2 separate regions of the Homo sapiens genome follow, and region 2 is linked to region 1. The links are chromatin loops, found by intact Hi-C in ENCODE. Cell type or tissue: CD4-positive, alpha-beta T cell. All regions are shown on one strand. Each heading gives the region's core, and the rest is flanking DNA. Links, peaks and the distances in the headings are about the cores only.

Evidence for each region. Peaks named below come from ENCODE experiments on the same cell type or tissue, not always from the same donor. Only the 100,000 strongest peaks of a DNase experiment are listed, where the experiment ranks them.
Region 2: it touches region 1 in a loop (26-fold over the local background); 6 of 110 quality-filtered maps call a loop at or near these places.

What each region holds. Positions count from the first base shown.
Region 1 is chr12:54,189,546-54,194,921 of GRCh38, reverse strand. It overlaps LOC105369777 (a long non-coding RNA gene), which reads right to left. Exons shown (of 3, transcript XR_944984.2): 2 at 4,388-4,474. Among named protein-coding and RNA genes, the nearest start is that of SMUG1, 3.2 kb to the right of the region's middle. In CD4-positive, alpha-beta T cell, for the core only: a CTCF peak has its summit at 3,160 (motif pointing right); a DNase peak (open chromatin) is centred at 3,191; H3K27me3 peaks cover 2,303 bases.
Region 2 is chr12:53,788,798-53,794,173 of GRCh38, reverse strand. The region is part of intron 1 of LOC105378250 (a long non-coding RNA gene); the gene reads right to left. Among named protein-coding and RNA genes, the nearest start is that of CISTR, 40 kb to the right of the region's middle. In CD4-positive, alpha-beta T cell, for the core only: CTCF peaks have their summits at 2,106 and 2,316; a DNase peak (open chromatin) is centred at 2,243; H3K27me3 peaks cover 1,027 bases.

The DNA.
Region 1 (5,376 bases), core at 81-5,080:
GGTGGAAGGATCACTTGAGCTCCGGAGTTTGAGACCAGCCTGGGCAATATAGTGAGACCCCCATCTCCACAGAAAAATTTAAAAATTAGCAGGGTGTGGTGGTGCACATCTGTAGTCCCAGCTACTTGGGAGGCTGAGGTGGGAGGATTGCTTGAGTCTGGGAGGTGAAGGTTGCAGTGAGCTAAGATTGTGCCACTTCCCTCCAGCCTGGGCAACACAGTGAGACTTTGTCTCAAAAAAAAAAGGCTGGGCATGGTGGCTTACTTGCGCCTGTAATCCCAGCACTTTGGGAGGCTGAGGCAGGCAGATCACCTGAGGTCAGGAGTTCAAGACCAGCCTGGCCAACATAGTGAAACCCTGTCTCTTCTAAAAATATAAAAATTAGCCGGGCGTGGTGGCAGGTGCCTGTAATCCCAGCTACTCAGGAGGCTGAGGCAGGAGAATCCCTTGAACCTGGGAGGCGGAGGTTGCAGTGAGCCGACATTGTGCCACTGCACTCCAGCCTGGGTGACAGAGCAAAACTCTGTCTCAAAAAAGAAAAAAAAAAGTATGTCCCTCAAAGTGTTGCTGAGAGGAGTAAAGGAAACAATCCACATAAAGCACTCAGGGTGGTGTCTGGTGTGGACAAAGCACTCACTAACGGTTAGTTATTGTCACTATCACCCTTACCACTATTCTGAAAGATGTGGAATGGAGGACAGAGACAGAGAGAGGGATCACCAGAGAGATGAGAGGGGCAGTATGGGTGGGAAGGAAAGGACAGGTTCAAGAGGGCTGCAGGAGCAAGAGAAGGCAAATGACAGAGCCAGGGCCAGAGGCAAGGAAATTGTCTTTTGGGAACATTGCAGGGGAAGGAGCAGAGCTCAGAAGAATCACCCTAGGTTCAAGTTCCTGCTCTGTGACTGGTTCCCTGGGAGTGCAGGGCAAGGCAGGGCTGGGCCTCGGTGTTGAGTAGGCTGGAAGCTAGGATTCTTGGGTCGTCCTCCCACTTGGTCCCATGGCCACTCTCTCAGACTCATCTTGATCCTCTTCTAGTTGCTCAATTTGGTTCAACCTGTGGGAGATGCTCCTCCCATTCTCCAAGTCTCACTTCCATCCTTCCTGCTAAAGGACTTGGGGATCAGTCCCATTCCCTTGTCTGTCTGTCTATCTGATGTCTGTGTGGTCCCTCAGGATAATTGCTCTGGACAACTCTAACACCACTCAGACAGATTGTCCGGCCTCCTGGCCCTGACATCTCCCACCACTGCATCAAGCCAAATTACTCGGCCCCCCCAAGCCCCGGGCTCTGGTGAAATCCGATTAGTGAGGAGAGAGCTGCACTGAGCTGACAGCTCCTCCGATAATTGCTTCCCAAGTAAGTGATGCAAATCAGCCCATCCAGCCTATTCCTGCTCCTCTCTTGGGGACCCAGGCGTCCAGGCCCCAGGAGATGGAGGACACCAGAGTTGAGGAGACCTAGACGCTGTCATCTTCCTCCAGTTAAGTAGGCATAATCCATAAAGCTAGGTTGTGCTGCCTTGGGGCTGAGGTGTGCGTAGCAGGGTAGCGAGGCTGAGCCAGGGACCCCACTGGCTCTGCATTTCTGTCTTAACTGAGAGGGTGTCACTTTGTCACCTTATTCTCACCCCTTGGAGAATAATCCCATTTCTTGTAAGGTAGATGAAGGCAGAGATATAGAAGATACAGAGACAGCGAGATGGCTGAACCTGTTGAGAAACAAATCAGGCAGGTGCGGTGGCTTACACCCATAATCCCAACATTTTGGGAGGCCGAGGTGGGAAGATCACTTGAGCCCAGCAGTTCAAGACCAGCTTGAGCAACATAGCAAGACCCTGTCTCTACAAAAAAAATTTTTAAATTAGCTGGGTGTGGTGGTGCGCACCTGTAGTCCCAGCTACTGGAGAGGCTGAGGCGGGAGGACTGCTTGAGCCTAGGAGGTCGAGAGTGCAGTGAGTCATGATCATGCCACTGCATTCCAGAGTGAGACCCTGTCTCAAAAAAAAAAAAAAAAAAAAAAAAAGGACACAAATGGATGAACTCACAGCCTAGCTCCTCTGGTTGTGGGCCCTGCAGATAGCTTTCTCTCTTTGTAAGTGCCCCTCCTCACTAGGCTGAGGAAAAGACATGGAGTGTTAAGTCCCCACAGATGGAATGGGGAGGCATGGGGAATCTGATCAAGTCTGGAGACTTTTGCATCTGTGCCAAGGACATGTCCTTGGGATGCAGTGGCCCTTGCTTAACTCACACATCAAGGAGCCCTTTTCCCTTCCCCAAATCAGGGCCCTTTAAAGGGCCTGTTAATGCTTCTTCCTTAATGCATTTCCTTCCTACATCTTTACTTCAGGTTCTTTCTTGCTGTGACCTCCTTATCCCAACTTCTGCTGACCTTGGAGACCTGAAGAGTTACTTTCCTTGCAATCCTGAACTTCCAACTCCAAACCTAACCCTGCATGCAGGTCACTGTCTTTGGGAAATCTACAGGATGAGCTCCCCAGTCTTGTCCTCCGTGCTTGTGTGTCTGATAGGGCTTCATGGACTGGGTCTTGGGTACTCAGACTATCATCTGCCTGAGACCCTGGCAGAGCAACAGCAATAACTACCCTTTGTGGAGCCCAAATTCTGTAATAAGCACTTAATGTAATTAAGTCATTTAAACATCACAAAAGAAGATAGAGATTACAATGATTATCCCATTTTACAACTGAGATAACTGAGGCACAGAGAAATTAAGTAGCATGCCCAAGGTCACCATGAGTAAGTGGCAGAGCTTGGATTCAAACGCAGCAGTCTGATTCCAGAGCCCAAAGTCCTGAGGCCTCTGCTATGCTGTCTTCACTGTCCTATGCTCTTTTGATGTTTGTTGGGCTAATCGGGACAGGACCCAGTGTAGTGGAAGTGGGGAAGGTGGCTACACTGAAAGTTAAACACCAGAACCCCCTTTGGGGCTCCCCATGTCAGAAACAGTGAGTGGGAGCTGAACAGGGTGAAACTTAGTATCTATGAAGGGGGAAACATGGCCTTCACCTTCTCCAATTCCCGACCTTTGTTTTGTGCAGTGGGAGGCCCCGCAGCTAGACAGCCCTTCCCCGTGAGAAGCGGCGAGGCAAGGGAAAGGCTGAAAGATCCGCCTAGCAGCCCAAGTGAGCAGAGTCGGAGCTAGGACCCAAAGAGGCCGATAGATGGCGCTCATGGCCCAACACAGCTCCAGCAGCCCGAGGAAACAAAAAAAAAAAAAAAAAAACAAGTGAGCCGGTTAACCCCTTCCCTCCCGGGCTCAGGACAGAGGGGCTGGCTGGTGGGTATGCCTGGAGCCCTGCCCCAGGACCGGTGACTCAACTCTCTAGGCTCTTACCCAGGCGATAACCTGGGTCATCTTCTGTTCCTGCCCCACAAGGCTCTACCCGTAAATCACAGTCAGCAGCCTCCTGAAGACTTCCCAGAAGACATGAAGACTAATAAATGGAAGAGACTGGTTGGAAGGGCTGCACCCAAGCCCATGTTTCATCTCTTGGGCTCTATCTCTTGAAAGCCTCAGGGTCCCTGTTTCTAAGCACGCCTACTTCAGGAGAGCGCCTCACCTCCATCTTTCCTGGGAGTGACTCACTGGGCGGGGAGGAATAGCATGGACTAGAGAGAGAGAAGGCCCCAGGCCCCTCTGACATTGGCTGTAGGGACTCACTGTGGGCTGCCTAAGCCTCAGTTTCTCCTTATATCTGGACTTCCTATCTCTGGGTTCCCTGGGGTGGATGGGCTTATAGGGACAGAAACAGTTATTCAAGTCTTCTAGGAAATTGAAATCAGGGGTGGGGAGGTGGAGGTCCTGGGGGATCTCTGCTTGCCTGTTACTCATTTCACTCATTATTGTTCTGCCAGAAGCAGACTTTGAATGTGGAGGGGCTGCCAAGATGACAAACTAGAACAGAAGTGCTGGGCAAGCAAGTGACAGAGGGGTCGGGGTGGACAGGAGGGTTGTCCAAGGGATGGTGGAAATCCTGGAATTTTTAAGCAATGAGATGACACCACAATGAGGTCCCTTCACCTTATTTTTGGTCAGAAACACAGAAATACATAGACACACAGAGATGGGGGAACTTGTTCTAGAAGCTCAGATTCTCTTATTCCAGTCATTCTAGGGTAAGAAGCAGAAACAGGGAGATGTTCACAGAGGGAGACAGAGACCTGCAGATACAGAGAGAAAGCTACACAAGAGACTAGAAATAGAGATAAATTTACATAAGTAGAGAGGGGCAAATAACATAGGCAGAGAGAGACACAGAGAGGGAGAGGATCTGGTAAAAATTAAAGCTCAGGAAATTATGGGCTTCATGAGGTGGATGATTAATTCCATTTCCAAAGTCTTGCAAGGGTCAGGGTAGTTTCTCACCCTTGATGTCAGCAGGTCACTGCTCACAGCTCCCTGAAGCTCCTACTGCACCCATTAAGTTTTTGTTGATAGGAGATCAGACAAGTCCTGGGAAGGGAATAGCATCCTTTTTCTCTCACTTCTTCCTGTTCTGGGGTTTATAGGTCTCCTTTTCTACCACTCACAGGGAGACCTTGCTTCTGTGATTAGAGCCTTGGCTGTGCTAAGGTGTGTGGAGATTGTGGGGTGGGAGGAATATAGAAGATAACTAACCTTAGGGGGTTCCCAGTCTAATGAAAGTTTTAGAGTCACGACACAGAACCAGACCCAGATAGAGCACAAGAACAAAACTAGGAATAGGACAGATTTGGACATAGATATTGGGATGGGGGAATGGTGGGGGAATGGACTGTTAGGTGCAGCCATGGGATGAGGATTGATCAGGGAAGCCTTCCTGGACAAAGTATTTGAGGGAGAAGATTTGGATGGAAGAGTGATAGCTAACTTTATGTGTCTACTTGAGTGGTCTAAGGGACACCCAGATAGCTGGTAAAACATTATTTCTGGATATGTCTGTGGAGTGTTTCTGGAAGAGATTTGCATTTGAATTGGTAGACTAAGAAGATCACCCTCATTAATATGGGTGGGAACCATCCAATCCCTTGGGGGCCAGTAGAACAAAAGAGTGGAGGAAGGCAAATTCTCTTTCTTCATGAGCTGGGACATCTATTTTACCTGCCTTTGGACATCATTGGAGTTCCTGGTTCTTCGTCCTTCAGGCTCTGGGACTTAGCAGTGAGCCTCCTCCCCTGCTTTGGACTTTCCTGAATTATACCACCTGTTTTCCTGGTTCTCCAGTGTATAGACAGCAGAGCGGGAGACTGTGGGACTTCTTGGCCTCCACAATCCTGTGAGCCAATTCTTGGAATAAATCTCGTCATATAGATAGATATCCTGTTAGTTCTGTTCTCTGGAAAACTCTTGACTAATACTGAGGTTATAGGGTTGGG
Region 2 (5,376 bases), core at 226-5,225, 400 kb after region 1:
ACTTATCTTCCCACCTCCTCAAGCTTAGAATCATAGATGAAGAAAATTGGGAGGGAAGAAAGGGAATGGAAATGAGAAAGCAAGCAAGCAAGAAGGACTGGCCAGGTGGTGGATGGAAGGAGTTAAGAGGATTGGAGACAGGGGTGAGCGGGGTTGCAGGGGAAGAATGGAGTAGAGTGAATGAAACGTACAGAACAGTCTCCCTGACTCTGCTCCGTGGTTATAGAAAGAAATAGGCCTGGTGAGAAGGGGGAAAAAAGAAGAGGAGAGACTAATGGGGAGATAGGCAGACAGCTGTTCACAGGAAAGGGAAATGAGTTTAGGTCTAAGAGAGAAATTCCCAATACAGATGCTGCCTTGGTGTTGCAGAGCCTGCTGTGGAAGAGACTTGGGACTTCAAGATGTTCCCCTGACTGACGTGGGCCATAGGAGTGTCTGCTCAGGGGTAACTTGACAAGATAAACTCACATGATGTGGAGTAAAGGATCAGGGAAATTATTAGCAATGTGGTTTTTTGGAAAGTAGTTGAAAAAGGATAAAGCATGAGAGCAAAGTAGTTGATAGAGACCATGATTTTGACTAAAGTCTCATCTTCTATCTCATCCCCTCATTCAAGGAACCCAGAGAGGATAATCTAACCCTCTTTCTTCCTCCAGCTCCCATCCTTTCCTCCTCTCCTACTGTTTTTGAACATAGTTCCTCGGGAAAATCTGTCATATTTGCCTGCACTAATGTCACCCTGGCACCAGAATCCACACTGGCCTGCACTGAGCCCTGTTCCATCTGCTTAAAAAGGGAACAAATAACAGGGCCACCCACTGAGGGATAGACTCCAAAGGACTTCCAGCCAAGAACTAAGATAGTAAGATAATAATAATCTAAGAGATTATTAACTCTGTGCCCTATCTAAATCTGGGATCCGTGGGTTCAGGAGTCAGCTTAACTATTCCACTCCCTCCATATATGTTCTTGTTTCACTCTTCCTTTCCTCTTTCAAGCAATGTTACTTTCTCTTCCACCTCATTTACCTTGCACCCACAGCATAAAGTTCCTGACCAGACCTAAAGCCAACTTCAGTGTATAATCTCAGGTTCTGGCCCAAGTGCAGATGGAAGAAGCTGTGCAACTGCTCTTCCATGCCTCATACTTTAGGTGATGTAAGTGATCCAGCTAAGACAAGAATTTAGCTGTTTGACTTCAAAGGCTATGGAGGTACCACTATTCTAAAGTCCGTGTCCATCTCTGATGATCAGAAGTCTGTCTTATGCACAACCTTAGCAGCTAGTAGGAATTGCAGTTCTTTCTCTTCTAAGTACCTCTTCAAAGCCAGCAATATGAGTCCTCTAAGTGCATGAGTGGAGCAAAGAGGTACGGTTTATCTTGAAGCAAAAGTATAATCTCTATCCTTGTTCAGGATGTTGCTTGCAGAGAGGCTGGTCTCAGCGGGGTGGGAGAAGGCTGAAGAGAGGTGAAGGCTACAACTTTAATTAGAGAAACTTGCATTAACTGAAGTAAGAACTTCTCAGCAGTCTGAGGTGTTCCTCAGCATGACCAAGGAGGTCAAGTCCTTTGTGAGAAGGGGAATGATTATTCCTGAGCTAACAACCGAAGTGTGTTATCCCAACAGGAAGCAGTGGTGGGGCATGTGATCAATACTCTACAAGAGACATGAACTCATGCCACCAACTTGTACCAGGAGGAGAGGGGCAGGAACGTGGTCAAAGCAAGACCCTGGCAATGAAAGGACTACCTGAGGCTGCTGGGGAATTGGCAGACCGCATGCTTCTCAAAGCCTTGGTTGCCTTTAGCCTTATATCAGGATCCGGGAATGACCAAGAGGGTCTCTAAAGTCACCCAGGGGACATCCTTCCTCTCCTCAAAACCCTAAAGGCCCTGACCTGCTCCCCCAAGAAGTACAGAGCCCAGAACCTACTGAGACTGAGATGGGAGGCTAAAAGGAAGTCTCTGTGACAGCAATTTGTGTCTCCTTTTGTCTGCCTCTGTCTCCATCTCTTCCCCCAGCTTCTCACATCCCCAGTCATTATTTCAGAGGCCTCTACCTTGATCTGTCTCCAAGTCTCCTGCAAGATCAAAGCTCTTAACACCTGTTTTGCTTGCTGGCTCCTAGGCTAGAGAAGAGGGGGCAGGGTCCATCCTGAGGCAAGGGGAGGGCCCTGACTGTGCCTCTTCCCAAGGCAGAAGGGAGGGTGCAAGGGTGGCCCAAGGTAGGAGCCAAACCTAAGGCTCAGTTGGAACAACGCCCCCTGGTGGGAAGGCTGTCATTCTTATTCAATTATTGATTTTATTATTACTGTTATTCAGGTTATACATTGAATTAACTCATAATTATAGTAGGGTAAATATATTACAGTGACAAGAAAGGCCTTTCATAATCTTCTTATCTAAAGAAGGAAGATTCCCTGTTAGTCTCTATAGCAAGAACCTGTTTATGTCCTTCAGGTATTTATCATAATCTGTAATCATTTAATTGCTTGTTTTCTTGCTTATTGACTGTTCCGCACTAGAAAAAGCTCTATATTTAAATGAAAAAAAGAATGGATGATGAATAAATAAGTTATAAGGGAATAAACCTACCAGAGGGATAAAAACTTCCCTATAATATGATATATATCATGTCCAGATCTTAATAACAATAGTATCTTCTTTCTTAGCATTTTGACGTTTATTTCCAGATTTTTCTATGAACAATTTTTTACATTGCTTAAATAACATACACTTAAAAATAAAAATAATATACACTTAAAAAAATACACCATCATATACATTTTATGCTATTATAAACTCACGTAAATAGCCTTTTTATGACAACATATTAGAGTTCAAGTTGGAGTGAGATCATCATGTATTAACAATAATATCTTATTTTATTTATTTACTTATTTATTTTTGAGACAGAGTCTCGCTCTGCCTCCAGGCAGAGGAGTGGCGCAATCTCGGCTCACTGCAACCTCCGACTCCCTGGTTCAAGCGATTCTCCTGCCTCAGCCTCCCAAGTAGCTGGGATTACAGGCACGTGTCACCACGCCCAGCTAATTTTTGTATTTTTATTAGAGACGGGATTTTTCACCATGTTGGCCAGGATGGTCTCGATCTCCTGACCTCATGATCCTCCTGCTTCGGCCTCCCAAAGTGCTGGGATTACAGGCGTGAGCCGTCACGCCCTGCCAACACTAATGTCTTTAAAATATCCATAATGCCCTTACTTCCACATCTCTACCCATGGCCTCTTACTTACAACTGTATACCACTCATTAAATTTATTTTTTTGTTGTTGTTTTTTGTTTTTTGAGATGGAATCTCGCTCTCTTGCCCAGGCTGGAGTGCAGTGGCGTGATCTCTGCTCACTGCAAGCTCCGCCTCCCGGGTTCACGCCATTCTCCTGCCTCAGCCTCCCGAGAAGCTGGGACTACAGGCGCCCACCACCATGCCCGACTAATTTTTTTGTATTTTTTTTTTTTTAGTAGAGTCGGGGTTTCACTGTGTTAGCCAGGATGGTCTCGATCTCCTGACCTCATGATCTGCCCACCTCGGCCTCCCAAAGTGCTGGGATTACAGGTGTGAGCCACCGCGCCCGGCCGCTTCATTAAATTTATTTAACAATTGTTTGCTCTATGTTAAACATTGTGTAGAGAATATAAAATATTCAGGACACAGTCCCTCTGCTCCAAAAGCTTATAGTTGAGTAAGGGAGAAACAGAAGACGCACAACTATAGCTGACAATCAGTCAAAGGAGGATAGGAGTTGAAAGTAAAGAAATTGCTTCCAGGTAGGGCTATCCAGGAAGGCTCGGACAGGGGGTAACATCTAAGCTAAGCCATGATGATTGTGTAGGATTTCAGCAGTCAGAAATTGGGAGGAAGGAATTCCAGGGAAAAGACAGCTAATGGGAAGGAATTCTTGATTTTGGGGATCATTTGATATGGAACTGCTATTTATTATTAGAAATGCAAAGAACAGTGAAATTCAAGATAAAACTGCAGAAGCTTGAGGTTTTAAAAAAGGATGACAAGAACCAGGACCTGGATCCCAGTTCAGGTTCCATTTGTCCCCACGTCTATTGTATCCAGTGTTATTTAAGGAATGCATATAAGGTTCAAACAGGACAGGGTGCCCATTGTGCTTCCTTCTATATGTCTCTCATCTTCCCTCTTCCCCCACTGAGTTCTTTATTAACAATGAAATGATTTCTTAATCTCATTACTGAGAAAAGCACAAAGCACAGAAAAGCATATGCTACACAAATTAAGCTGGGTAATTTGCATACCTAGGGAAAGGGAGAAACCCCTCCCCCTTCCTTCTCCAGAGTCAATTTTCCTCGATCTTCTGACACCATATGTCAATAAATATCTATATTTCCTCATGCCCTGGACAGGAGATGCTGTTAAATGTCAAATATAAAGTAAAGTTTGTCATAAAAATCCCTCATAAAAAAATCTCCCAACTACCAGCATTGAAAGATGGAGGAAGGGAATTCCTGTGTTGTGTTTGCCTCCTAATAATGTTCAGATCATCCAGCTTTTTGCTTCCAGGAGCATCACAGACAATCTTTTCTTAAAGTTTTCTACAAAAGCATGCAGGGGCTTTCAACTCCTCTTACCATCCTTGCTTCTGCAAAAGTTTGTTCTCATTCTTTTTGTTTTTTTTTAATAAAACAGAACCACTGTTTAAATAACCAGTTTCTCATAATCTCAACTGTAGATGTATTTGTACATTTTTTAATTCTCCTCTTTCTGACAAAGTATAGAGGCCCACTTAGAAGCAAAGAAATAAATAAAACGAATTATCTGAGCACCTTCTATCAAGGGGTTCTAGGAGAGTGATGGTAGATGTGGGTGGTACTCATACAAGGGCGACTGTGTGTTAGGCTAGAAAGTAAAGGACAGGAGAGGATTGCCTTGTGGCTGCTGTTTCTCTTTCTCTGCAAACCTCCTCTGATTATAGCAGATTTATAAGGGCCCCAAAGCAGCCCAGCATCTTAGCCATAAACTTCCCAGAAAGAAAACTCATTGAAGTTCCCTTGAGAGGTGATGAAAAATAAATATCAGGGTTTGGTACAAACACATCAGCCAAGATCAGGGGTGGAAGGCAGCCAGTTCCCTATAGCTGGTTTAACTCATTCAGGATTTGTACACACACATACACAACATACACAAAAAGTCTAACAAATATGTTGATGGACCTACGGAGATAAGCATACCTTACTCTTTAATGCCTATTTCCAGCCCAATGCAAACATGTGTCCACAAAGCATGTATACACACATGACTTTCAATGAGTTATTTTATACCTAGCCCCTCACCCTTTCCAAGCTACTGACTGCAGGGTGGGACACAGTGAAGGTGAATGAGAGAATG